2 separate regions of the Homo sapiens genome follow, and region 2 is linked to region 1. Evidence: chromatin loops called from intact Hi-C (ENCODE). Cell type or tissue: B cell. All regions are shown on one strand. Each heading gives the region's core, and the rest is flanking DNA. Links, peaks and the distances in the headings are about the cores only.

The links. Peaks named below come from ENCODE experiments on the same cell type or tissue, not always from the same donor. Only the 100,000 strongest peaks of a DNase experiment are listed, where the experiment ranks them.
Region 2: a loop joins it to region 1, with 4 times the contacts of the local background. A loop is called at or near these places in 19 of 110 quality-filtered maps.

Annotation. Positions count from the first base shown.
Region 1 is chr5:34,466,006-34,483,013 of GRCh38, reverse strand. No RefSeq gene overlaps it. Among named protein-coding and RNA genes, the nearest start is that of RAI14-DT, 180 kb to the left of the region's middle. RefSeq lists enhancers at 1-126, 14,774-14,823. In B cell, for the core only: CTCF peaks have their summits at 8,127 and 8,338 (motif pointing left); a DNase peak (open chromatin) is centred at 8,313.
Region 2 is chr5:33,426,994-33,439,594 of GRCh38, reverse strand. All of the region lies in intron 1 of TARS1-DT (TARS1 divergent transcript), which reads left to right. Among named protein-coding and RNA genes, the nearest start is that of TARS1-DT, 7.3 kb to the left of the region's middle. RefSeq lists a silencer at 3,569-3,618. In B cell, for the core only: CTCF peaks have their summits at 3,318 and 3,519 (motif pointing left); a DNase peak (open chromatin) is centred at 3,524.

The sequences.
Region 1 (17,008 bases), core at 4,072-12,071:
ACCAGGGCCCAAACTGGCTGACACCCTGAACTTAGACTTCTAATCTTCAGAACTGTGAGGAGTAAATTTCTGTTATTTGCAAGTCCCCAGGCTGCAGTGTTGTGTTGTAGCCAATGGACTGAGTCATGGGGCCACCCATCTACCCCTTCCCCTTTCTCCTTAACCCTCCTTTACCTCATAAGCCCATTGCTGTCACTGTCCCAGTCCTCCCAGACCTGGCCCTCACTCTCCTTCCCTTCACTCCCACGGGGCTCAGTCCTGCTGTTCTTACACAACTGTCTGTGCTGTCCCATTACTGGTCTTGAAACAGGAGAGTTCTCCAACCCCCTTGCAGAACTAGAGACAGGGATATGGCTCATTTGCTTGGCCACTGCATGCTCAAACCCCTTACGGGATGGGGAGCATACAGATGGGCAGGTGGAGGAGCTGGGGCAAGCACTTTTGGGCTCTGACCCCATGGTAGCATCCAGCGGTGTGTTACAATTAATGCTCATTTAGCAGTTGCCATCCACAGATGGCTAAGTATTAAACTAGCTCATTGGAGAGTCAAGGTGACAGCCTTTTGCACCCTGCCCTCTTGGTACCTGGGTCTTCATCCAGTGTCCAGGAAGAATCAGGTCACATGAACTTGAAGAATGGTGAATGTGGGGATTTTATTGAGAGGTGGAGGTGGCTTTTAGCAGGATGGGTGGGGAGCTGGGAAGGGGATGGAGTGGGAAGATGATCTTCCCCTGGAGTTCCATCATTCTATGGCCTATCTCCTCTCTGACAGTCCCCAGTCAAACTCCTCTTGATGTTCAGATGCTCCTTATCTTCTCCCCTTCTCTGCTGTGCCACTCTGCTGCTCTGTGCTCTTCTGCTCGTGGAGCCTGAGGTTTGGGGTTTATATGGGTACAGGATAGTGGGGTGTGATGGGCCAAAAGGCAACATTAGGGCACAAAAACAGGAATGCCTGTTCCCATTTAGGGCCATGGGTTTTCAGGCTTGAGGGTGGGGCTTTTGCCAGGGAACCTCCCTCTTCTACCCAGTGTTTCCCAGCCTCCTGTCCATATCGGTCTTATTAACCAAAAAGTGACTGAGGCAAGTGTCTCCATTGATAGAGGATTTTTAGCCAAAATTTGAGGATACACTAGGGAAACAAGTCACAGGAGCCTCGGTGACTTGCACTTTTTCCAAATAAAGTTTTGGGAACTTCAGCATTTACAGGGGAAAGAGCAAGTAGGAAGGGGAAAGGGAGGAAGGGTGGACAGCAAAGCAGATGGTCATGTTCTTGTGAGGCTCTGATTAGCGCTCAGTAAATCTACATTTTTTACCTGAAAAGAGGGAGTAAAGGAAAAGGTCTCGCTTGGTATATCTACATCTTACATAAGGTAAACATGTAAAAAGAGGGAATGGGACAAGTCAATGATGCATTCTTCTCAGGGTGGGTGGAGGGTGATTTCTGGTGTTGTCCTCTACCTGTGAAAATAAGCTGGCAATTGATATTGTCAGGGTGAGAGTCAACAGAACTCAGATTTAGGGCCCATTTATAGGAGGGATATGTATCTAAAAGATTTAGGGGCTCACAAAAAATGTGCTTGTGAGCAATTTGTGAGGGAGCACACCTAGAGAGGTATGTGGCCTTCTATTGTTGTAGGAATCTGGCTTCTGGATGAGGCTATGACATGGGCTGTGAAGTTACAGCTATCTGTTTGGGAACACGAAAAAGTGTTGTGTGACTCAGTTCCCAAACTCAACTTTCCCTTTGGCATAGTGAGTTTGGGGTCCTGAGATTCTATTTGCTTCCGCAGTCTCGGGTCCTATCTGCATGTCACTAAGATCCAGTATTGTCATTATGAGGGGACCTGACCACAGACTGAAAAAGGCTGTAACAACCCAGTGGGCTCACCTTGCCCACTGCCTAGACAGAGCCGATTTCTCAAGACAAGGGAATTGCAATAGAGAAAGAGTAATTCATGCAGAGACAACTGCGTGGGAGACCAGAGTTTTGTTATTACTCAAATCAGTCTCCCCAAATGAGCATTCAGGGAGCAGAGTTTTTAAGGACAACTTGGTGGGTAGGGGGAAGCTGGTGAGCCAGGAATGCTGATTGGTCAGAGATGAAATCATAGCGAGTCAAAGCTTTCTTCTTGCACTGAGTTAGTTCCTGGGTGGGGGCCACTAGATCAGATGAACCAGTTTATTGATCTGGGTGGTGCCAGCTGATACATCAAGTGCAGGGTCTGCAGAATATCTCAAGCACTGATCTTAGGAGCAGTTTAGGGAGGGTCAGAATCTTGTAGCCTCCAGCGGCATGACTCCTAAACCATAATTTCTAATTTTGTGGCTAATGTTAGTATTACAAAGGCAATCTAGTCCTCAGGGAAGAAGGAGGTCTGCTTTGGGAAAGGGCTGTTATTGTCTGTTTTAAACTATAAACTAAGTTTCTCCCATAGTTAGTTCAGCCTACGCCCAGGAAGGAACAAGGACAGCTTGGAGGTTAGAAGCAAGATGGAGTCGGTTATGTTAGATCTCTTTCACTGTCTCTGTCATAATTTTGCAAAGGCGGTTTCAAGCCCACTGGGTCCCCGTGAGGATAAAAAAAGAGCAAATATGCACATGGCACACAGTGTGCGGAGGAGTGAAAACTGGTGTCCAGAGACTCCTAGCTGGCGAGGTGGAGTCTTTCACAACTCGGCCCCCCTCTTTCCAGCAGTCTACCTCCCTAGGTTCCTCACTTCTATGCCCCTCACCAGACATTATTAGGACAAACCTTGCTCTTCCCACCTTCGTGTCTGTGCCTAACCCTGTGAAGCTTCGAAGGTGTTTCTTCCCATCCCTGCTTGTCAGAGTCCTTCCTGTGCTTCCAGGCCCAGCCAAACCTAACTCGCAAAGAGCCAGCCTCCCCACCCTCCCTGGGGAGCAGGACCGTGAGACAGGGCAACACGCCTGACCTTCCTGCACGTCAATTTCTTCTGGTGAGAAATGAGGAGGAGCCTCACTGTGAGGACTGAGGAATTAATCCACAGCAAAGGCTTAGAAAAGTGCCTGGCAATCAGGAAGTGCTCAGTAAATATTAGTTTAGCTGTTTCCTTAAATGGGCTGGATTGGTTGGGGCACAAGAAGAGAACACCTGTGTTCTTTGTCTGTCCCCACAAAGCCACTCTGCAGACTCCCGCTTCCCAATCCCTCTGATGAATGTCCAGCATTTCCCGTAATAGTTCCACTTACTTTTAGATCACAAAAAGTCCAGTCTAGTCTAATGACGATGGAACTCTTTTTTTTTTTTTTTTTTTTTTGACACAAAGTCTCGCTCTGTTGCCCAAGCTGGAGTGCACTGGCGCAATCTCAGCTCACTGCAACCTCTGCCTCCCAGGTTCAAGCAATTCTCCTGCCTCAGCCTCCCAAGTAGCTGGGACTATAGGTGCGTGCCACCATACCTGGCTTTTTTTTATGTTTAGTAGACACGGGCTTTCACTGTATTAGCCAGGATGGTCTCCATCTCCTGAGCTCGTGATCTGCCTGCCTCGGCCTCCCAAAGTGCTGGGATTACAGGCATGAGCCCACTGCGCCTGGCCATGACGATGGAGCTCTGATACAGTTGGTGTAATTATCAAAATCCTAGACACTCACCAGTGTGAAGCCTCCCCTTGCCCTGCCTTGCTCTAGCTGGGCAACCAGCAACGGTGTGGGGCATGCCTGACTCTCTGGCTTTGCTGTGGCTCATCCCACCAGAGTTGTGTGCAGGGGCAGTGAATCAGTTGGTCTGGGCTGCCATAACAAAATACCACAGCCTGGATGGCTTAAACAACAGAAATGGATTTTTACCAAGTTCTGGAGGCTGGAAGTCCAAGATGAGGGAGTCGGAAGGTTTGGTTTCTCTGTCCATGGTTTGCCAATGCTGCCTTCTCACCATGTCCTCACATGGTCTTTCCTCTACGTGCATGCCTGCCTGGTATCTCTTGCTCTTCTTGTAAGTATTACAGTTGATAGCTAGTCAGACACGAGCAGGATAGGAGAGGGCTCCCTGCCCTCACCACCAGGAATGTTGATGGTGGTGACGGTCAGGTGGTTGTTAACTGTCTCTGTAAAGTAATAATTGGTTGCAGCCAGTGCCAGGGAAGGGCAGTCTTCCAGTAGATAGAAAACACCTAAAACTGGTGATCAGCAGCTTCCTGATAAGACCTCAGGAGTTGGGCAAGTGGGCTCAGGTGAGCACATATGGACAGCCCACCTTAAGGGAAGAATCAGGGGAGAAGTAACACAGGATCCCAGAAATATGCCGATACATAAAGCCCGAGGTCAAAAGGTCGAACGGGGCACTTGATCTCTCAAAATGCCCTCCTGGCCCTCTTCTAAGTGTGCTTTTCTTCCTTTCATTCCTGCTGTAAAGCTTTTTAATAAACCTCCTGCTCTAACACTTGATGCAGTCTCTCTCCTTCTGCCTTCTGCCCCTCAAATTCTTTCTTCTGTGGAGGTAAAAATTGAGGTTGTTGCAGACCTGTCTGGATACGGATTTGCCCTGGATTAACTGCCCTAAACAGTTCTATTGACTCTCTCCCTGACAGTGTCACTTGCCAGCCTATCTTCACAGGTAGAGGACAAGGACAACACCAGAAATCATCCCTTTGCCCACCCTAAGACGAATGCCTCATTGACTTGTCCCATTCCTTCTTGTCATGTGTTTAGTTTACCTTACATAAGATGTAGATTTTCCAAGAGAGACAGGACATAATTGACCTCCCTGTACAGTTCTGCAGATAGTACAGGCAGCATAGTGCCAGCCTCTGGTTCTGCTGAGGTCTTAGGATGCTTTTACTCATCACAGAAGGTGAAGAGGGAGCAGGTGTGTCCCACTGATGAGACAGGGAGTGAGAGAGGGGAGGAGGTGCCAGGCTCTTTAAACAACCAGCTCTTGCCTGAAGGAACAGAGCAAGAACCCACTCATTACTGCAAGGAGATCACCAAGTCATTCCATGAGGAATCCACACTTATGACCCAAACACCTCCCATCAGGCCCCACCTCCAGCAATGGGGACCCCATTTCAACATGAGATTTGGAGGAGACAAACCAAACCGTATCAGGCAGCTAGTGTGAGACCCTTGCAGACCCCCATGGGACCTGCCGCTGTAGGTCAGCTGAAGCAACCACGCCTCTCTTCTGGTGGGCTTCTTCTGACTCCTCTCTCAGGCCCTGGGCTTTGGTTGCCTGGCCCGTCAGGGTCGCATTTTGATCCCCACAGAGTCTTCTCAGAGGGGCTCTGTTTCACAGCGCCACGTCTGGCCCCAGCAAGCACGCACACTTGCTCCAGCGCAGCCGTTGCCCCCTTCTGCCTGTTCCAACCAGACCCTGAAGAGAGATGTCGAAGGTAGGTGTGGCACTGATTCCTGTGTCCTCTAAGCCCCTGTGACATAAGTCAGGGTTCATTCTCTCATGACTTTCCCTCTTAATCCTCCACATCAATGTACCCCTAGACCTCCTCAGCCTCAACCCCTTTGTGTGTGTCAGGTGAGTGATGAAGCAATGTGGTGTGGTAGTCAGCTCGGCTGCCATCACAAATACCCCAGACGGGGTGGCATAAATAACAGAAATGTGCTTTCTCACAGTTCTGGTAAGTCCGGGCTCGAGGTGTCAGCCTTGATCCCAGTGAGAGCTGTTTCCTGCCTTATCCTCGGATAGCCTTTCTTCCGAGGGGCTGGGGAGCCACATGCATGAACTCTCTGGCCTTTGACGTCTTTTCTGGTAAAGACGCTAATCCTATCAGATCGGGGCCCTGCCTTATGACCTGATTTAACCTTAATTACCTCTTAAAGATACCATCTTAAAATACAGTCACATCGAGCGTTACTGCTTCCAAGTCTGAATTTAGGGGTAGGGGGTACAATTCAATCCACAGCAGCTGGCAAAACCAGTTTGGTTTACCTTCTGGGATAGTCCTGCTTAAATGTTCTCAGCCTTGATCTAGAAGCAGGTGGAAGGGCACTTGGCACTTGCTGCTTTGTTGTTTCCTTTGGAGAAGGGTAGAAACTCTTAAGACAACGGGATGCATCACCTTTCCCTTCCTATAACATAACCTGTCATTGTGGAACTGGAGAACCCACACCATGATCCTTCTCACAATTAAGGATGCATCTTCCCCTGAAAGCATAAGCTCCTTACGGTCAGGGGGTAAATCTTAGACAGTGATCACAGTGGTCGTTTGTTTGTTCTACCTATGGAAAAGCTCAATGGTTATTCACTAAGATGAACTGAAGCAAGGGTTGTGGAAGGTTCACTTTGCCACCTGTCTGCATAAGCAGGGCCACCGTAGGCAGCGATCCAGGGATCAGTTACTTCCCAACCAATCTGTTCTGTGGGAGTTGACACTCCTCATCCTTATTGAGGTCTATCACAGAGTTGGTATCCAGAGAGAAGGTAACAAAGGAAGGCATTTTCTAGCAAGTAGCAGCTTTTATTATTTTTAAATATTTTTATTATTTTATTATTTCCTATTTGCATAGGAAACGGTGGTATAGAGGCATCCATTATGAGCTGGTCACAGAGGTGTGCCTCCATGGTGTGACAGGGTACTTACTGAAGAATTTTGAGTTTACATTTTATTTCTTTTGTGGAAAATAGCAGCTGGTACTTCTTTGCTTTAGGGAAGGTTTATAGCAGGTTGAAAGCAGGTATTGCTTTCAAACCATCTCCTCTTAACATTTGTTTATGGATGCTTAAATCCATTGAGGAGAATAGAGTTTGATGTCAGAAAAGAAAACTAGCAAAGAGCTGCCTCACCCATTGTCTTTATGTTTCTGAAATTTGTGACACAAAGAACATTCTACAGCCCATCAATAGCTTACGTTATTTTAATGTAAGTTCTTGGTAAGCAACTTAGGAACTGCTTTAAAAACCCACTTCCTTTAAAAACCCACTTGTAACTGCTGTTAATGGGAGCATAGATTCAGGGCAACTTGGGTCTCTGCCCCTTGGTTGCAGTGCTCAAACTTGGCCCAAATAAACTCTCTACTTATGTCAATTCTGCCTCCATTTTTTCCTTTAGATGGACAGAGGTGAATGAAAGAGAGGGCCTTGGAGGGCAGCCTGAAGAGGAAGAGAGGGACGCAAGGCCAGCATAAACAAAAGAGTAGTCCTGGGGTGCTGGGAGGAGAAGACATCTGTGCCTTGGGTCCTAAGAGTGCTCTGAGGATGTGAAAGGACCCAGAAGGACAGCAGAGAGGCCTGTCCTATGTTCCTTGGTCCCCAACCTTGCCAAGGTGCTCAGGTTCCAAACCTGACACTAAAGCAAGACAGCCGTAGGCCAGATGAGGTCATGGGAGCAGGAACAATGAACATTGAATTAACATCATTGTCTGGGGTAAATACCTGAGATTTGTTGTCTCACGGCGGCAGAAAACTAGGAAGGGGATAAAGAGTGAGCTTAGCGGAAGTTTAGTAGGCGAAAGAAAGAGAATAGCTCTCTCTGTTGCGAAGATAGGGGTCCTGAACAGGTTTTTCGGTTCTGTGGTGAAATGCAGAGGGTTTTATAGATGAGCTTGAGGAGACAGTGTGTGATTTACATAGGGTACGAATGATTGGTGGGACTAGTGTCATTTGCATAAGGTGCGAAAAACTGGTTAGGGCTAGGTATGCCATTTGCATAGGGCCCAAAAAGCTTGCTGACCCCACGCTAATCTTTTATTATGCAAATAATTCTCTACCTGGCCAGCGCCATGTTGCCTATTTCTTTACTGTACACGTGGTGACAAAGAAAAGGGAAGATGGAGCCTCCATGTTGAACATACCTGGCTTCCAGGTAGCCCTTTTCTATTGGCATAGCTGCCGGCATTCACCCGTGCAAGCTTCCAGCTTGCTTATCTATGTTCGCAGCTAGATTTTCAGGCTGCTCTTTGTTAGAAAAAAATGCTTTCTTGGGCTGCTTTTTGTTAAAAGGGAAGCCTTGCTGAGGACTTTTTTACCCTCACTATCTGCCTAAATAATTTCTTTCTATCTCCTGTCTCAGCATCTCAGTGGTCCTCATTGAGAACAGGTAACCAGTGCCAGCAGGGGCTCCTAGTTCATTGGTAAAACCCTGAACATTGACACCTTTCATTTCCCTGGGGTTAAATGGAAGAGAGAATTGCCCCAAGAAGGACGGAAGTTTCATTTTCTTTGGCTCCTGAAGTAGTACACAAGCGGATTTATAGAAAACAAAGACCTTTAGTATTTCTTACATCCTAGAATCTGGAGACTTGAGATTCATGCCTATTGCATTATTTCAGAAAAGAGATTTGGTTGTGAACTCTGCTCCAAGACATTGCTTGGTCAAGGAAGCCTAAGTTTTAGCCACCTGGACACGATCTCCATCTAGTGGTCATACTATGTAACAGCACTTGCACACAGCTTTGAGAGGTTTGGTATTCTGTATTTTGCTCTTCTCCGGAGAAATTCAATATAGCAGAAATATAGTACATAATATAATGCAGATATGAGAGATTCTACAGCCTACAAACAGTTCTAAAACGGGCTAGAATTTGGGAGGTGAAGCAACAGGGTAGCATTGTAATTTTATTAAATTTCAGAATAATTTTAGATTTATGTTAAAGTTGTAAAGTGGCCAGGCGCAGTGGCTCACGCCTGTATCCCAGCACTTTGGGAGGCCGAGGCGGGCAGATCACCTGAGGTCAGGAGTTCGAGCCTGGCCAACATGGTGAAACCCCATCTCTACTAAAAATACAATAAATTAACCGGGTGTGGTAGCCCAGGCCTGTAATCCCAGCTACTTGGGAAGCTGAGGCATGAGAATCGCTGGAACCTGGGAGACAGAAGTTGCAGTGAGCCGAGATCATGCCACTCCACTCCAGCCTGGGCAACAGAGTGAGACTCTGTCTCAAAAAAAAATTAATAAATGAATAATAAATAAATAAAGTTATAAAGTGATACAGAGTTCCCATACACACCTCACCCAGGTTCCTCTAGGTTAAAATCTCACATTACCATGATACGTTTGTCAAAACTAAGAGACTAGCATTTCCACATTATTGTCAAAATCCAGACTGTATTTTAATATCACTAGTTTTTCAACTAATGTCCTTTTTCTGTTCCAGGATCCCACTCAGGACAGCACATCTCATTCTGTCCTCATGTTCCCTCAGTTTCCTCTAGTCTGTGAGAGATTTCATGACAGCAGTTTTGAGGAGTAATAGCCAGGTATTTAGCCAGTTTTGAGGAGTAATAGCCAGAATGTCCCTCAATTGTAGATGTGTGGTGTTATTTCTGAGGCCTCCGTTTTGTTCCATTGGTCTACATCTCTGTTTTGGTACCAGTACCAGTTGCTGTTTTGGCTACTGTAGCCTTGTAGTATAGTTTGAAGTCAGGTAGCATGATGCCTCCAGCTTTGTTCTTTTTGCTTAGGATTGTCTTGGCTATACAGGCTCTTTTTTGGTTCCATATGAAGTTTAAAGCAGTTTTATCTAGTTCTGTGAAGAAAGTCAATAGTAGCTTGATGGGAATAGCATTGAATCTATAAATTACTTTGGGCAGTATGGCCATTTTCATTATATTGAGTCTTCCTATCTATGAACATGGAATTCTTTTTCCATTTGTTTGTATTCTCTCTTATTTTCTTGAGCAGTGGTTTGTAGTTCTCCTTGAAGAGGTCCTTCACATCCCTTGTAAGTTGTATTCCTAGGTATTTTATTCTCTTTGAAGCAATTGTGAATGGGAGTTCACTCATGATTTGACTCTCTGTTTGTCTGTTATTGGTGTATAGGAATGCTTGTGATTTTTGCTCATTGATTTTGTATCCTGAGACTTTGCTGAAGTTGTTCATCAGCTTAAGTTTTTAGGCTGAGAAGATGGGGTTTTCTAAATATACAATCATGTCATCTGCAAACGGAGACAATTTGACTTCCTCTCTTCCTATTTGATACGCTTTATTTCTTTCTGTTGACTGATTGCTCTGGCCAGAACTTCCAACACTATGTTGAAAAGGGGTGGTGAGAGAGGGCATCCTTGTCTTGTGCTGGTTTTCAAAGGGAATGCTTCCAGCTTTTGCCCATTCAGTATGATATAGGCTGTGGGTTTGTCATAAATAGCTGTTATTATTTTAAGATGCGTTCCATCAGTGCCTAATTTATTGAGAGTTTTTAGCATGAAGGGGTGTTGAATTTTGTCAAAGGCTTTTTCTGCATCTATTAAGATAATCATGTGTTTTTTGTCATTGGTTCTGTTTATGTGATGGATAATGTTTATTGATTTTCATATGTTGAGCCAGCCTTGCATCCCAGGGATGAAGTCGACTTGATCATGGTGGATAAGCTTTTTGATGTTCTGCTGGATTCGGTTTGCCAGTATTTTATTGAGGATTTTTGCATCGTGTTCATCAGGGATATTGGCCTGAAATTTTCTTTTTTTGTTGTGTCTCTGCCAGGTTTTGATGCTGGCCTCATAAAATGAGTTAGGGAGGATTCCCTCTTTTTCTATTGTTTGGAATAGTTTCAGAAGGAAAGCTACCAGCTCTTATTTGTATCTCTGGTGGAATTCGGCTGTGAATCCGTCTGGGCCTAGGCTTTTTTTGGTTGGCGGGCTATTAATTACTACCTCAATTTGGTGTTGGTCTACTCAGGGGTTAGACTTCTTCCTGGTTTAGTCTTGGGAGAGTATATGTGTCCAGGAATTTATCCATTTCTTCTAGATTTTCTAGTTGTTTTTTTTTTTTTTTGTGTGTGTGTGTGTGTGTGTGTGTGTGTGTGTAGAGGTGTTTATAGTATTCTCTGATGGTAGTTTGTATTTCTGTGGGATCAGTGGTGATATTCCCTTCATCATTTTTTATGGTGTCTATTTGATTCTTCTCTTTTTTCTTCTTTACTATTCTGCCTAGTGGTCTATCTACTTTGTTAATCTTTTCAAAGAACCAGCTCCTGGATTTGTTGATTTTTTGAAGGTTTTTTTTGTCTCTATCTCCTTCAGCTCTGCTCTGATCTTAGTTATTTCTTGTCTTCTGCTGGCTTTTGAATTTTTTGCTCTTGCTTCTGTAGTTCTTTTAATTGTGATGTTAGGGTGTCAATTTTAGATCTTTCCCACTTTCTGATGTGGGCATTTAGTGCTATAAATTTCCCTCTAAACACTGCTTTAGCCTCTGAGTTCTAATTTGATTGCACTGTGGTCTGAGAGGTTGTTAATGATTTCCGTTCTTTTGCACTTGCTGAGGAGTGTTTTACTTCCAATTATGTGGTCAATTTTAGAATAAGTGTGATGTGATGCTGAGAAGAATGTATATTCTGTCGATTTGGGGTAGATATCTGTCGACATCTATTAGGTCTGCTTGGTCCAGAGCTGAGATCAAGTTCTGAACATCCTTGTTAATTTTCTGTCTCCTAGATCTGTCTAATATTGACAGTGAGGTGTTAAAGTCTCCCACTATTATTGTGTGGCAGTCTACTTCTCTTTGTAGGTCTCTAAGAACTTGTTTTATCACTCTGGTTGCTCCTGTATTGGGTTCGTGTATATTTAGGATAGTTAGCTCTTCTTATTGGATTGATCCCTTTACAATTATGTAATGCCCTTCTTTGTCTTTTTTGATCTTTGTTGGTTTAAAGTCTGTTTACCAGAGACTAGGATTGCAACCCCTGCTTTTTTTTGCTTTCCCTTTGCTTGGTAAATACTCCTCTATCCCTTTATTTTGAGCCTATATGTGTCTTTGCACAAGAGATTGGTCTCCTGAATACAGCACACCAATGGGTCTTAACTGTTTATCCAATTTCCCAGTCTGTGTCTTTTAATTGGGGAAGTTAGTCCATTTACATTCAAGATTAATATTGTTATGTGTAAATTTGATCTTGTCATCATGATTCCAGCTGGTTATTTTGCACATTAGTTGATGCAGTTTCTTCATAGTGTCATTGGTCTTTATGTTTTGGTGTGTTTTTGCAGTGGCTGGTATTGGTTTTTCCTTTCCATATTTAGTACTTCCTTCAGGAGTTCTTGTAAGGCAGGCCTGGTGGTGACAAAATCCCTTGGCATTTGCTTGTCTCTAAAGGATTTTATTTCTCCTTCACTTATGAAACTCAGTTTAGCTGGATATGAAATTCTGGGTTGAAAATTCTTTTCTTTAAGGATGTTGAATATTGGCCCTCACTCTCTTCTGGCTTGTAGGGTTTCTGCAGAGAGATCCACTGTTAGTCTGATGGGCTTCCCTTTGTAGGCAACCTGACCTTTCTCTCTGGCTGCCCTTAACATTTTTTCCTTCATTTCAACCTTGGAGACTCTGACGATATTGTTCCTTAGGGTTGCTCTTCTCGAGGAGTATCTTTGTGGTATTCTCTGTATTTCCTGAATTTGAGTGTTGGCCTGTCTTGCTATATTGAGGAAGTTCTCCTGGATTATATCCTGAAGTGTGTTTCCAACTTGGTTCCATTCTCCCTGTCACCTTCGGGGACCCCAATCAATCATAGGTTTGGTATTTTCACATAGTCCTATATTTCTTGGAGGCTTTGTTCATTCCTTTTCATTCTTTTTCTCTAATCTTGTCTTCATGTCTTATTTCAATAAGTTGATCTTCAATCTCTGATATCCTTTCTTCTGCTTGATTGATTTGGCTATTGATACTTGTGTATGCTTTGCGAAGTTCTTGTGCTCTGTTTTTCAGCTCCATTAGGTCATTTATGTTCTTCTCTAAACTGGTTATTCTAGTTAGCACTTCCTGTAACCTTTTGTCAAGGTTCGTAGCTTCCATGCATTGGGTCAGAACATACTCCTTTAGCTCAGAGGAGTTTGTTATTACCCGCCTTCTGAAGGCTACTTGTACCAATTCATCAAACTCATTCTCTGGCCAGTTTGTGCCCTTGCTAGAGAGGAGTTGTAATCACTTCAAGGAGAAGAGGCATTCTGGTTTTTGGAATTTTCAGCATTTTTGCACTGGTTTTTCTTCATCCTTGTGGATTTATCTACCTTTGATCATTGTGGCTGATGACCTTTGGATGGAGTTTCTGTGTGTCGGCCCTTTTTGTTGATGTTGATGTTATTGCTTTCAAGTTTTTCTTCTAAAAGTCAGGCCCCTCTTCTTCAGGTCTGCTGCAGTATGCTGGAGGTCCACTCCAGACCCTATTTGCCTGGATATCATCAGCAGAGGCTGCAGAACAGCAAAGATAGATGCCTGCTCCTTCCTCTGGAAGTTTCTTCCCAGAGGAGCACTGGCCTGATGCCAGCCAGAGCTCTCCTGTGTGAAGTGTCTGTCAATCCCTGTTGGGAGCTCTCTTCCAGTCAGGAGGCATGGGGGTCAGGGACCCACTTGAGGAGTCAGTCTGTCCTTTAGCAAAGCTCAAGTGCTGTGAGAACCCTCCTTGTCAGGATCCACTGCTCTCTTCAGAGCCAGAAGGCAGGAACGTTTAAGTCCACTGTAGCTATGCCCACAATCCCTCCTTCTCCCAGGTGCTACCTGTCCCAGGGAGATGGGATTTTTATCTATAAGACCCTGACTGGGGCTGCTGCTTTTCTTTCAGGGATCCTCTGCCCAGTGAGGAGGAATCTAGAGAGGCAGTTTGGCCACAGTCGCTTTGCCATGCTGTGTTGAGTTCTGCCCAGTCCTTAGCACTGTCAGGGGAAAACTGCCTACTCAAGCCTCAGTAATGGTGGACGCCCCTTTCCCCACCAAACTCAATCATCCCAGGTCGACGTCAGACTGCTGTGCTGGCAGTGAGAATTTCAAGCCAGGGGTTCTTAGCTTGCTGGGCTCTGTGGGAATGGGACCTGCTGAGCGAGACCACTTGAATCCCTGGCTTCAGCCCCATTTCCAGGGGAGTGAAAGATTCTGTCTCACTGGGGTTCCAGGCACCACTGGGGTACAAAAAAAAAAAACAAACTCCTGCAGCTAGCTCGGTGTCTGCCTGAACAGCTGCCCAGTTTTGTGCTTGAACCCAGGGTCCTGGTGGTGTAGGAACACGAGGGGATCTCCAGGTTTGCAGATTGCAAAAATCATGGGAAAAGCATAGTCTCTGGGCCAGATAGCACAGTCCCTCATGGCTTCCTTTCTCTGGGAAAGGGAGGTCCCCCCACTCCTTGCATTTCTGGGGTGAGGCAATGCCCCACCCTGCTTCTGCTCGTCATCTATGGACTGCACCCACTGCCTAACCAGTCCCAATGAGATGAACAGGGTACCTCAGTTGGAAATGCAGAAATCACCCACCTTCTGCGTTGGTCTCACTGGGAGCTGCAGACCAGAGCTGTTCCTATTTGGCCATCTTGGTGGATCCCCTTGCCCAATTTTTTGGTTTAAGTGCCCTGTAAAAGCATCACAAAAGCCTCATAATAGTTCTCCCTTTGGAGACCCAGGATTCAGTGTGAGCTCTGCCCAGAACTCAGAGGTCCAGTAAAAGATAAGTAGCTCCTATCTAAATAAAATTGGTCTCTTCATACAATACTAAGATTGTTTTCTGTAATTTTATGTTTGATTTGGCATCCATCTTTAATTTCATACTTATCCCTTCCTAATATTATAAGGTGTTGAAATTTGGCATATGTAGGGAGACCCCCTGAAACTATTGCTATGGAATAAAAGATGAAATGCTCCTGATTATTGTAAATACAAAATTGCATGGAGGATTGTGTAAAGACAATGCCAGGTTGGGCTGCCAGAATGAGCCAACAGCACATGATATGCTTCCCCCTACAGAGAGCCTATAAACGGACATGCAGTCAGGGAGGTTTCACATCACCAAGATTCCTATCCCAGAAAAGCAGATGTTCATATCTCTGGGAATGGAATGCGACCCTTGTGGAGAGCCTATAAATAGACGCATGAGGGGTGCCTGTTCATATGGATAAGATAGGGCTATAAATGCCCTTAAGTTGCCATGGCTCTTCTAGGTCTCTTTAGGGTTAAGACACTCCCTTCTGAGAATTTGTGGTCTAACTGGTTGTCTAGTTTCACATTCTGCTTCTATTGATTGCTTGCAACCAGCTTTTGCTGCAATTACTACTACTGATTAGTATCTTACTAAACATAGGTTATGGATAGACTGTGTTTCTGTTTTAAGGCTCTGTTAGAAATTGCTGATGCACACACTATATTGTAAATTCTTATCTCTGTATAAGTACATATCTCTGTATATGTACTTCTGCATACTGATGTTATGTTAAAGAATTACTTCATCCCAATGTGACCATCTCACCTCATAATCAAACGACCCTAAATCCCTCACTAACCTACCCCCACCCTCACTAAACTTAATAATAAATGCTGGTATATCCAGTGCATTGGCGGCATTGCATGACCAGAAGGCGGTAAACCCCCTGGACCCAGCTTTCACTATCTTGTGTGTGTCTTTTATTTCTTAACCTGCCAATCTGCCTGGGAACAAAGAAAGAGCCCCATTGCATTGTGGGCTGTTGGCCAGATCCTGCAATATCTGGCCCAACTTGGCCTTCTTTGTTCCTCAGCTCAGTGCGCTCCGAGTGCTGGTTTGTGATGACTAGTCTTCAGTCTCGATGGTAAGGTCTCCGGGTACGCATTTTCCAACTCTCCCCTGTTTTTGGGTCTGTCGACCAGTATTATTCCAGGGTTAGGATGGGACAATCACAGTCTAAACACCAGGCTTATCTGTCTTTTATTAAACTTCTTCTTAAACAGGGTGGAATCAAGGCTGATTCCAGTAACCTTATTCTCTTATTTCAGACTATTGAAAAACCTTGTCCTTGGTTCCCTGACAAAGGTTCTATGGACCTGTTAGACTGGGATAGAGTTGGCGCCATGCTCTGCCAACTCATGAGAGATGGTGTTTTACTTCCTATTTCTGTTTGGACTGACCGGGCTCTTATTCTTGTTGCTTTACTTCCTTTTCAGTCTGGTGATCCTCTTCAACTGCCACAAATTAATGCAGATGGTGAGCCACTCCCTTTACCTTGGGTACCTGACCCCCCCTACTAGTCCTCCTTCTGATGATGAGGAGGAATTTGATCTCTCCTTGTTTTCTCCCCAAAAGGAGGAACCTGGTGATGATCCCCTCCCTCTGCCTCCTATCTTGGAACCTGTATATATTAACTCTTCTACTAAGCTGTTGCCCCCTCTGCCAGAGGAGGATGTGTGGCATTCACCTGAATGGCTTGTTTCTTGTTCCTCTCGTCCTTTTGGACTTCTCCCCTCTTCTAAGCCTACTGTTTCTTTTGATGCTCCGGGACCCCTTCTTTCAGAGGTTTGGAATCCTGCTTCCCCCCAGTCCACATCCCAGTGCCCTCACTCTCCTTCTCTTCCTCTGCCCCTGCACAATGGATGTGTGAGTCACCTGTTTGGGTAGAGCAGTGGCCACTTTCCAAACACAAGTTGGAGGCTTTAACTGAAATTGTTAATGATTTACTACAAGCAAACACTATTGAGCCCTCCTTGTCTCCATGGAACTCGCCCATGTTTGTTGTACAAAAAAGGTCAGGAAAATGGAGGATGGTAACAGACTTAAGAGCTGTTAATGCAGTTATTAACCTATGGGGGCATTACAATCCGGCATGCCTTCCCCCTCCATGATTCCTAAGGAATGGCCTTTAATTATCATTGACTTTAAAATTGCTTTTTTCATATTCCTTTAGACAAGTCAGACTGTGAAAAATTTGCTTTCACTATACCTTCCATTAACAATTCAGCTCCCACAGCTAGATATCAACGGAAAGTTTTACCTCAAGGAATGATTAACAGTCCTACTATTTGTCAGTTGTTTGTTGGTACTGTGTTACAACCTATCTGACAGACTTTAAAAAATAATTACATTCTTCATTATATGGATGATATACTGATTGCTGCTCCCACTAAAGATGAATTAATTCAACGTTTTCCCTCTTTAAAATTAGCTGTTGCCAATGCAGGACTCTACATCACTCCTGATAAAATTCAAAAAGCCACTCCTTTTCTGTACTTAGGAATGCAGCTAGAAGCTCACTCCATTAAGCCTCCAAAAGTCCAACTTCGTACTGACAATTTAAACACCTTAAATGATTTTTTGAAATTTACTGGGTAACATCAATTATCTCAGACCAACTCTAGGCATCCCTACTTATGCATTA
Region 2 (12,601 bases), core at 124-8,123, 1.0 Mb after region 1:
ACAAGGAACATAATTGTTTTTGTTGCCTCCCTGTAAGACCAAGAATGTAGTAATCACACCTGAGCAGACCCTTTCACAAGATGTTGTACAAATTAATGTGTTCCTGATACATTCATTCTCCTTTGTAATCCCTCAACAGAATTCCTCTTCTCCCTATCATAACCTGTGTCGCTGGGATTGTATCCACAAGCTTCTGAAGCCCTCTGAGGGGTGGGTAATCACGCTGTGATTCTTCCTGTGTATACACGTTAAGTAAATTTGTATGTTTTTTCTATTAATGTTCCTCATGTTAGTGATTTTCAGCCAAACCTCAGAGGGCCAAGGAGAAAGGTCCCCTTGGCGCTTACAATAGTGTCTGCTGGTAGTTTCATGTGGTTCTTGGTAGAACTTACCGGTTCAACTTGTTCTTTCACTATGTGTGTATTTAGAGCTAAGCAAGTTTACTATATATGTGTATATATATATATATATACACACACACACACATATACACATACGTATATGTATATACATATATTATATATATATATATGCACAGTAATGGTTCTGATCAGTTGGCCTAAGAGTACACCCTATGTGGGGCTTCACGTACTGCTACACTCACAGGCAGAATTGGGGGTTGTTTTTCTGTCCAGAGTGATTGATCCTGATTACAAGGGGACAAGCGGGTTTCTTCTACATAAAGGAGAATTTTGTCAAGAACCCAGGAGATTCACTGAGACCTTTTTTAGTACTTCCTTGTCTAATGTTTCGCTGTTGGAAAACTCTGGGAACCCAACAAAGACAAGGAAGGAAGGAAGGTTTGGGCTATCCTTCTAGGTAAAGAATCTAGTCTAGCGAGGTCCTGACAAAGGCTAAGGGTAACTTGAAAAGGTGCTAGGAGAACAGAGTTATGCAATATTAGCTACCTAATTTGCAGATTACATATATATGTATACACATATACATATGTGTGTGTGTGTGTGTGTGTGTGTATATATATATAACTGCTCTTTAGCTGACACCTTGATTTTAATAATAGTCCTTTTCTTTTCTTTTTTCTTTGAGATGAGGTCTTGCTCCATTACCCAGGCTGGAGTGCAGTGGCACAATCATAGCTCACTACAGACTCAAACTGCTGTACTCAAGCAGTCCTTCTGCCTCAGCTTCCCAAGTAGGTAGGACTGCAGGCACACACCACCACACCCAGTTAATTTTTTCTTATTTTTTATTCTATCTATCTATCCATTTATTTATTTTTGAGACAGAGTCTTGCTCTGTTGCCCAGGCTGGAGTGCAGTGGTGTGATCACAGCTCACTGCAGCCTTGATCTCCCAGGCTCAATTGATCCCCTCGCCACAGTCTCCTGAACAGCTGGGACTACAGGTGCACACCACCACGCTCGGCTAATATATATATTTTTTAATTTTTAGTAGACATGAGGTCTCACTATGTTACCCAGACTTGTCTCAAACTCCTGAGCTTAAGCTCTTCTCCTACCTTGCAAGTTTATAGTTTTTTTAAAATATATTTTATCTCCTTGATTGAAAACTTCACGAAAGCACACTTTGTGTATTTTTGCCAGCATCTGGAAGATGTAAACCTATCGCACAGCAGATGTTCAATAAATGTTGAGTGTTGAGACAAAACTTGCTTAATTTTTCAAGCAAGGTTTGGAAAATTACCTCTTTATTTGTATTATAAAAGAAGTCAAAACCCCTTTACTAACTAGATCTAGAAGAAAGTTTATGATGAGAGTAGATTATTAGTAGTGCTTGATATTCCAGGAGTTATGTACAATTTTAATAGGCTTAAATAGACCAAACTAACTCCCCACATTTAAATTAGAATGAGAATCAATAGGATCTAATCTTACCTTTTAATGTAAAACAATTTAATTATGCTCATTAGACACATTTGCCTGAATTGTATCTTAATTTTAACTAAGTATAATGAAAACCAGAGAGATCAAGATTCCTGAATTTGCTGGATGCAGAAAATGATAGGCTAACAATTATATTTAACTGCTATATAACATTGTTTCTAGCAGCTTCTCTTAACTCTTTGTTCTCTTTCAACTTTAAAAACAGTCCTCATTTAAGTATGGCAAAAAGAAAAAGCAGAAGGCGTTTCTTTTTTTAAATATATTTTTATTATACTTTAAGTTCTAGGGTACATGTGCACAACGTGCAGGTTTGTTACATATGTATACATGTGCCATGTTGGTGTGCTGCACCCATTAACTCGTCATTTACATTAGTTATATCTCCTAATGCTATCCCTCCCCCGTCCCCCAACCCCACAACAGGCCCCGGTGTGTGATGTTCCCCTTCCAGTGTCCAGGTGTTCCCATTGTTCAATTCCCACCTATGAGTGAGGACATGCGGTGTTTGGTTTTTTGTCCTTATGATAGTTTGCTGAGAATGATGGTTTCCAGCTTCATCCATGTCCCTACAAAGGACATGAACTCATCATTTTTTATGGCTGCATAGTATTCCATGGTGTATATGTGCCATATTTTCTTAATCCAGTCTATCATTGTTGGACATTTGGGTTGGTTCCAAGTCTTTGCTATTGTGAATAGTGCTGCAATAAACATACGTGTGCATGTGTCTTTATAGCAGCATGATTTATAATCCTTTGAGTATATACCCAGTAATGGGATGGCTGGGTCAAATGGTATTTCTAGTTCTAGATCCCTGAGGAATCGCCACACTGTCTTCCACAATGGTTGAACTAGTTTACAGTCCCACCAGCAGTATAAAAGTGTTCCTGTTTCTCCACGTCCTCTCCAGCACCTGATCTTTGACAAACCTGACAAAAACAAGAAATGGGGAAAGGATTTCCTATTTAACAAATGGTGCTGGGAAAACTGGCTAGCCATATGTAGAAAGCTGAAACTGGATCCCTTCCTTACACCTTATACAACAATTAATTCAAGATGGATTAAAGACTTAAATATTAGACCTAAAACCATAAAAACCCTAGAAGAAAACCTAGGCAATACCATTTAGGACATAGGCATGGGCAAGGACTTCATGTCTAAAAACACCAAAAGCAATGGCAACAAAAGCCAAAATTGACAAATGGGATCTCATTAAACTAAAGAGCTTCTGCACAGCAAAAGAAACTACCATCAGAGTGAACAGGCAACCTACAGAATGGGAGAAAATTTTTGCAATCTACTCATCTGGCAAAGGGCTAATATCCAGAATCTACAAAGAACTCAAACAAATTTACAAGAAGAAAACAACCCCATCAACAAATGGGCGAAGGATATGAACAGACACTTCTTAAAAGAAGACATTTTTGCAGCCAACAGACACATGAAAAAATGCTCATCATCACTTGCCATCAGAGAAATGCAAATCGAAACCACAATGAGATACCATCTGACACCAGTTAGAATGGTGATCATTAAAAAGTCAGGAAACAACAGGTGCAGAAGGCATTTCTAACAGGTTGACTGTGGTGCAGGAACATAGGGGAAGAATGTAATGAGTTGCTAGTGTGGGAACCTCGCAGAGGTATCCCTGTGGCACAGTGCCCTCTGGTGTTAGGAAGGTGTTCTTTCACTATGTGTTTAGAGCTAAGCAAAGATCACGGGAGCGTCCAACACATCTCAGACCTAAAGCACAAAACACTGTTATACAACTTTTGTGTATTTGCCAACAAAAAAAAACTTCTGATTTACTCCCAGTGTTATAATTTATGCCCACTGTATTAACCCGTTCTCTGCTATGAAGAAATACCTGAGACTGGGTAATTTATAAAGGAAAGAAGTTGAATTGACTCACAGTTCTGCATGGCTGGGGAAGCATTAGGAAATTTCCAATCATGGCAGAAGGTACCTCTTCACAGAGCAGCAGGAGAGAAAATGAGTGCCAGCAGGGGAAATGTCAGACACTTATAAAACCATCCGATCTCATGAGACTCACTCGTTATCAGGAGAACAGCATGGGGGAAACTGCCCCGTGATGCAATTACCTACACCTGGTCCCACCCTTGACACATGGGGATTATGGTGATTACAATTCAAGATGAGATTTTGGGTGGGGACACAGCCAAACCATATCACCAACTACCCTACATGCTTTAAAAATTTTTTACATTATTTTATTTTTTTTATTTTATTTTATTTTTTAGAGACAAGGTCTTGCTTTGTTGCCCAGCTAGTCTCAAACTCCTGGCCTCAAATGATCCTCTCACCTTGGCCTCTCATGCTGGGATTATAGGTGTGAACCACCACACTGGCCTCCTACATACTTTTTAGGAAAGTGGCTGTCAATAGCTCTGCCTTGAGAAGTGAAGCAAAATTATGTGATATGCTACAAATAATGTTACAAATAATAGAAGTTTGTACATAACCATCTCTCTATGGGTTTGGGGCAAAAGAGTCTTCTTCATTATCAATCCTTAATTACTCATTTGAATAATTTTTGCTTCTGGTTCCTACAACCTTGGGCTGGATGATTTTGAAGAAACTAATCCCTGAGGGAAGAATGCTTCTATCAGGGGCATAGTCATGGTTCTGATCAACTGGCCTAAGAGTACACCCTATGTGGGGCTTCACGTACTGCTACACTCACAGGCAGAATTGGGATTGTTTTTCTGGCCAGAGTGATTGATCCTGATTACAAGAGGACAAATGGGTTTCTTCTACATAAAGGAGAGTTTTGTCAAGAACCCAGGAGATTCGTTGAGACATTTTTTAGTACTTCCTTGTCTAATATTCTGCTGTTGGAAAACTCTGGGAACCCAACAAAGACAAGGAAGGAAGGAAGGTTTGGGCTATCCTTCTAGGTAAAGAACCCAGTCTAGCGAGGTCCTGACAAAGGCTAAGGGTAACTTGAATAGGTGCTAGAAGAACAGAGTTATACAATATTAGCTACATAATTTGCAGAACCCAATGCAAAATAAAAATGTAGGGCTCCTTGTTAATTTCAATCTATTTAATAGGCACAGTGGAGCAGCAACTAAGTGTAGAGCGCGCTTCTAAGTATTGAGTCCTGTGTGACTCCCCAGGTTGTGCATCCATGGAGCTGGTGCTAGTGCTATGATTGCTAAATTAGCCCTCATGACCAGAAAGAAGTATGGCCTGTAGAAGTTATGTTTTTTGTTACTTTTTTTTCCACTCCCCCAACTTTTCCTTATATATGTATCATATATAAAGAATACTAGGAGTGGCTAACTTTTTACTTCTCGTGAGGGAATATGATTGAATCAAGATCACTCCATGATGATACACATTCTGAAGGGACTTCATGTGTCCCTTGTGTTGGAGGCACACACTTTTCATGTGGATGAAAAGCTATAGAGGATGTTGAAGGGGAAAAGGTGTGGCCTGTACCAATGGACTGCTGGGCCATTGGCCTCCAGTTGCTTCCAGCCAGTGAGACCCTCAGCAGGAGTTGGGAGGGAAGAAAACAAAATCAGGACATGTATACCCCTGGCTCTTCCCAGGAGGAGGTTGCCTTGTGCTGCTGATGTTTCACAACCAAAGGTCACTGCTGATCTCATAGCAATAACTACAGAACACTTCCCTTCTAGGTTCCAGCAAATGCTGGCTACCCTCACCCTGCCTGGCCTACATGTGGTTACAGATTTCCCACAATTACTATTTGTAGGATCCTGACTCCCTATACTTCTCATCTGTTTTAAATAAACCCTCTTTAAATTACTCTAACCCGAGTGTGCCCTCTGTTCTCTGTTGGAGCCCCGTGTGATATAATCATGTTCCTCAGCTATAAAATGGTGATAGAAGTAATAAACCTGATTCCAGAACTTGTTGGGAGGATAAAATGAAAGTACAAGTATACAAAGTACTTTGCAAATTCTAAAGGGCTATAAAAGTTAATTATGTTTGGGGAAATGAATGCTCTAGCCGGTTACCCTCTCTGGTTTACTCTAGATTTATTTGGAACCATTATGGATAATATTCCTCAATTTGTTTTCATTTTTGTCATATCTCTTCTTTGCTGAGAGCTTTTGCTATGATTTAACTGTGTCCCCTAAAGTTCATGTGTTGAAAACTGAATCCCCAATACAACTGTTGGGGTGTGGAGCCTAGTAAGAGGTGATTATGTCGTGACAGCTCTGCCATCATGATTGGAGTGATGTCATTATCTTGGGAGTGGGTTAGTTATTGTGAGAGTGGGCATGCTATAAAAGTGAGTTTGGCCCCCTCTTGCTCTTTTGCTCTCTTGAGCTCTCTTGCCCTTCTGCTTTCCACCATAGGATGATGCAGCAAGAAAGCTTTCCCTGGGTATAGGCCCCTTGACCTTGGATTTGCCAGCCTCCAGAATTTAAGAAATAAGTTCATTCTCTTTGTAAATCTCCTAGCTGTGGTATTCTGTTATAGCAATACAAAATGGACTAAGACAGATTTAAAATAGCTTTGAGAGGCCTAGCGTATGAGGAATACATTCTGGATAGCTTTTAGGAGGTTCTGAACCTCATCTCCAAAGGGCATGCTTTCCTCCAAAGTAAGTTGTAAATGTGTAGAATTGTGCATTTGCCTTTGGCGTCCCTCCCTTCTCATTTCTTTGCAGAGTATCTGTGCCATTCCCTGAAGGTATCTGAGCACCTCACACTTTTCTTCATCCTTCCTACCTCTATTAAAAACAGTTTCCAGGAAAGGCTGTGAGTTCATTTTTACTAAATAAATGGCTGCTGGACTTTGATATGTGGCCTTACCCGGATATCAAAAGCATTGTCTGAAGCAGGATTTTTCACAAACTCAGCACTATTGACATTTTGGGGCTAAATAATTATTTGTTGAGGGAAGCCACTGTTCTGTGTACTATAGGTGCTTAGCAGGATCCTTGACCTCTACCCACTGAATATCAATAGCACTCTTCTCCCAGTTGTCATGACCAAAACTGCTTTCAGACATTGCCAAATGTCCTATGGGGGCAAAATTACTTACAGTTAGGAATACTGGTCTAAAAAAATGAAAATTCTTCTGTACAATCTTTTGGGCCTCATCAAATAAAAAAAAAATGCATATAAGGGCAGTAACTGGAAGGTCTTTCTAAAAATACGGAACTTGAGTGCTTGCTGGTAAAGAATCACTTGGTTCTCTGAGTTGTATAGTCTGATAGTTTTTCCTCCAAACAAATCTGCACATATCCATGTTGTTTCTGAGTACTTCCCACCCAATGATTCAATTATGGTGATGTGATTATGAATAAAAACATTTTTTCAAGTCCTGTTTCTTATAGCAATATATGAGTAATTTGTGTATACATAAAAAATATTCTGAATATTAGCCAAAGTTCTTCAGAGAAACAAAATCATCTATCTACTATCTATCTATCTGCCATCTATTTATCTACCTACCTACCTACCTATCTGAAGAGAGAGAAAGAGGGGAGGAGAGAGAGAGAGAGACAGACACAGAGACAGAGAAAGAGACAGAGAGAGATTTCTTAGAAGGAATTGGCTCACAAGATTATAGAGGCTAAGAAGTCCCAAGTTCTGCAATTGGAAAGCTGGAGACCCAGGAGAGCCCATGGTAAAAGTTCCAGTCCAAAAGCCAGCAGGCTCAAGATCCAAGAAGTGCCCATTTTTCAGTCAAGTTTGAAGGCACAATGTTCCAGCTCAAGCAATCAGGCAGGAGGAGTTCCCTATTACTCAGCCTTTTTGTTCTACCCAGGTCTTTAATTGTTGGATGAGGCCCACCTGCATTAAGGAAGGCACTCTTTACTCAGTCCACCCATTCAAATGTTCATCTCATCCAGAAAATCTCACAGATACAAGCAGAATAATGCTTAACCAAATGTCTGGGCATCCCTGGTCCAGTCAAGTTGACATGTAAATTAATCATCATATCTTCCCATTGACCTGTTGGACTATTTTAAATTATCTCTCAAGAACTGAGTTTGGGAATGTTGATACCAATATTTCAATCTGAGACACTATGCTAGTTCAAGGATATACATAGCCAGCTGAATTTTTCAGTGAGAAGCAGCTTGGAAGCTTAATAAAATTGGAGTCCTCTGCTGGTACAACCTACTTGGGAGCCAACAAGACCATGGTGCCACATTCATGCTTTCCCCTAGCCATCATAAGCCCCTATTTCTAGCAATCAGATAGAAGAAAACAGAAATCCAATTCATAAGATACAATAGTTACAGTAAATGCTAAACAGAGGTAGAAGAGAGGCTCCAAAATACAATGACAGTAAACTAGATGATTACTTATTTTTCTGTTACAGCTATGTAGGGCCCCAAGTTCCTTTTATCTTTTTGCTCTAGTGCAGTGGTTGGTAAACTTTTTCTGAAAACACTAGATAGCAAATATTTAAGGCTTGCAGCCCAACACGGTCTTTGTTGCAATTACTTAAGTTCTCTGTCATTGTGGTGCAGAGGCAGCTATATATACTTTGTAAACAAATGGACATAGCTGTGTTCCAATAAAACTTTATTTACAAAACCAAGTGGCTGCTCTATGGGTGATAGCTTGTTAACCCTTTCTCTAGAGGGTTCTCATCTGCATGGTTGTACTTGGGTTGCTGGCATTTCTGCATTTCAATTTGCAAAAAAAAGAGTGGAATTGCTTATTCCAAGTGTTTTAAGGCCCAGACCCAGAAGTGGCACATAGTTACTTCTACTCATATCTCACTGGTCCAAACTGAGTTGCATAGCTTCTAGGGAGGCTGAGGAATCTGGTCTCTAGCTAAAGAGTCATGTACCTCACTTAATTTCTGTTATTGAGGGGAAGAAAATATTTTGGTGGAAAATTAGTAACTACTGCCACATGACACCACCACTTGGGGGTAATTCTGCAAATTACATGATTCTCTCTCTCTATCTTTTTTTTAAATGTAATTTTATTTTAAGTTCTGGGATACATGTGCAGGAGTGCAGGTTTGTTACATAGGTAAACACGTGCCATGGTGGTTTGCTGAACCTATCAACCCATCACTTAGGTATTAAGCCCCACATGCATTAGCTATTTATCTTGATGCTCTCCCTCCATACCCCCCGCCCCGACAGACCCCAGTGTGTGTTGTTCCCCTCCCTGTGTCCATGTGTTCTCATTGTTTGACTCACACTTATAAGCGAGAACATGTGGTGTTTGGTTTTCTGTCCTTGCATTAGTTTGCTGAGAATAATGGCTTCCAGCTTCATCCATGTCCCTGCAGAGGATGTGATTTCATTCCTTTTTATGGCTGCATAGTACTCCATGGTGTATATGCACCACATTTTCTTTATCCAGTCTATCATTGATGGGCATTTGGGTTGATTCAATGTCTCTGCTATTGTGAATAGTGCTGCAATGAACATATGCATGCATCTATCTTTATAATGGAATTATTTATATTCCTTTTGGTATATACCTGGTAATGGGATTGCTGGGTCAAATGGTATTTCCGGTTCTAAGTCTTTGAGGAATCGTCACACTGTCTTCCACGATGGTTGAACTAATTTACATTCCCACCCACCAACAGTGTAAAAGCATTCCTATTTCTCTACAGCCTCGTCAGCATCTGTTGTTTCTTGACTTTTTAATAATTGTCATTCTGACTGGTGTGAGATGATATCTCATTTTGGTTTTGATTTACATTTCTCCAATGGTCAGGGATGTCGGGATTTTTTTTTTTCATGTTTGTTGGCCACATAAATGTCATGTTTGTTGGCCACATAAATGAGAAGTATCTGTTCATGTCCTTTGCCCAATTTTAATGGGTTGTTGGGTTTTTTTGTTTTGTTTTTGAGACAGAGACTCACTCTGTCACCCAGGCTGGAGTGTAGTGGCACGATCTCCGCTCACTGCAAGCTCTGCCTCCTGGGTTCATGCCATTCTCCTGCCTCAGCCTCCCGAGTAGCTGGGACTACAGGCACCCACCACCACGCCCTGCTAATTTTTTGTATTTTTAATAGAGACGGGGTTTCACTATGTTAGCCAGGATGGTCTTGATCTCCTGACCTTGTGATCCACCTGCCTCGGCCTCCCAAGGTGCTGGGATTACAGGCATGAGCCACCATGCCTGGCCTTTTAATGGTTTTCTTCTCTTCTTCTTCTTCTTCTTTTTTTTTTTTTTTGTAAATTTGTTTAAGTTCCTTAATCTTAAGCAAAAAGAACAAAGCAAGAGGCATCATGCTACCTGACTTCAAACTATACTAAAAAGCTACAATAATCAAAACAGCATGGCCCTGGTACAAAAACAGACACAAAGACCAACAGAACAGAATAGAGAGCTCAGAAATAAGACCACACATCTACAACCATCTGATCTTCAACAAACCTGAAAAAACAAGCAATGAGGAAAGAATTCTCAGTTTAATAAATGGTGCTGGAAAAACTGGCTAGCCATATGTAGAAAACAGAAACTGGACCCCTTCCTTACTCCTATACAAAAATTAACTCAAGATGGATGAAAGACTTAAATGTAAAACCCAAAACTATAAAAACCCTAGAAGAAAATCTAGGCAATACCATTCAGGACATAGGCACAGGCAAAGATTTCATGACAAAAACATCAAAAGAAATTGCAACAAAAGCAAAGATTCTCTCTCTTACTGCAAATTTTATTTAGTTAGGAGTTTTTTTTTTTTCCTTAGGAAATAACTCTCATAAACTATTTTCTCAGAATGTAATGCATAATCTGGATAGTATATACAACTTAGACCTTATGTTCCTCAAGAATATATCTACTAATGCCTATTTTGTTTTAGGCTGTTCTGTGATTTGTGCCTTTAGAGAGTTTACAGTCTGCTTGAAGAAATAAAATATCTCAACATAAAGATAAGCAATACAGGGGATGAAGCCAAGATAGAGGACTAGAAGGAGCTCATATGCGCCATTCTCACAAAAAGGAAACAAAAGGGCTAGTGAACACTGACCCTGCAGGTCAATCATCTGAGAAGCCATGTTGGGATCCATCAAGGCAGCAGGAGAACACAGGGAGCAGAGAGGAGCAAAGGTGGGCACCAGCCTGTGTGGGCTCAGCGTAGAGTCAGGAGAACCTCTCCAACATGGCAAAGAGTGAGAGAGAGCCCCCAGGTGGATTCATGCTTTAAAGACTGGGAATAGGACAATCCCCTCAGCCTTCCCATGACCCCTCCCCCTGCACTATGCTTCTAGACTGAGGCAGAGAGCCACACAGATGTGGGAGCAACTCTTGGATTCAAGGGGACCTCTACAAGCCTTGGGCTGTGAAGCAGACTAGCACCAGCACATCAGCCCCAATAGAGGCCACAGTTGTGGTGCCTGGGAACAGTAAGATTGCTCCACCCCCTCTTGCTGAACGTGGCTCGGAGCTTCCAGTCCAGCAGTCTCTCTTTCCCCTAAACTCGGCCAGCCACTCCACCCACCCACACCACCCCAGTGCTAGCCAGGTGGCCAATGCTTGCTAGAGCTTCTAGCCCAGTGGTCCCACTTCTGTGTGAACTCAGCCAGAGAGTGCAGTCTCCTATTGTCCTGGGAAACACCCAGACAGTAGGGTGCATGATCCCATACATTTCTGATACTGATAGCTAGGTGGGCAACACCTGTAGAGCTTTGGGCCCAGCGATCCTGCTTCTGTGGAAATTCAGCTAGTGGGTGCAGCCTCCTGTTGTTCCAGGAAGCATCTGGACAACAAGGCAGTTATCCTCACCCACTCCCACCACTGGTAGCCAGGGGAGCCACATCTGCTAGAGCTTCTCGCCCAGTGGTTCTACTTCTGCCTGAATTTACCAAAGAGTTCAGCCTCCTGTTGCCCTGAAAACCCCTACAGCAGGGCAGGCAACTCCATCCATCCTCCCCTCCCATAGCCAGACAGGCCACATCCACTAGAGTTTACAACCCAGAGGTCCTACTTCTGCCTGAATTCTGCAGACAGGCACAACCCATGTTTTCCAGGAAGTACCCAGACAGCAGATTAGGGCTGACTTGGCAAGGATACAGCTTGTCTACTAACTGCAGCCCCTACCGAAGGGAGCCCAGTGGACCAGAACACTCAACAAAAGAAACGTGGGCATGGAAACAGTAATCAGAGGAGGCTTCTCCAAGACCCAGTAGTGAACAAGAATTGAATCCAATCAACTGAACTCACCTTATATCATACATAATCAAATTTCCAAGGGCATCAAAGGACAACAAAAACAACAACAAAAACAAAAACAAAGGACAGCAACTTCAAAGACTGAAGGAACATCAGCCCACACAATAAGAAAGAGCCAGCACAAGAACTCTGGCAACTCAAAAGGCCAGAGTGCCTTCTTTCTTCCAAGTGATCACACTAGTTCCCCAGCAAGCATTCTTAACCAGGCTGAAATGGCTGAAATGATAGAAATAGAATTCAGAATATACATAGGAATAAAGGTCATTGAGATTCAGGAGAACATTGAAACCCACTCCACAGAAGCTAAGAATCACAATAAAAAAATACAGGAACTGATAGACAAAATAGTCATTATACAAAGGAACCAAACTGATCTGATAGAGCTGAAAAACACACTACAAGAATTGCATAATGCAATGGCAAGTATTAACAACCGAATAGGCCAAGCTGAGGAAAAAAATCTCAGAGCTTGACACTGATCCTCTGAAATAACTGTCAGACAAAAATAAGAAAAAACAATAAAGGAGAATGAATAAAACCTCCAAGAAATATGGGATTGTGGAAAGAGAC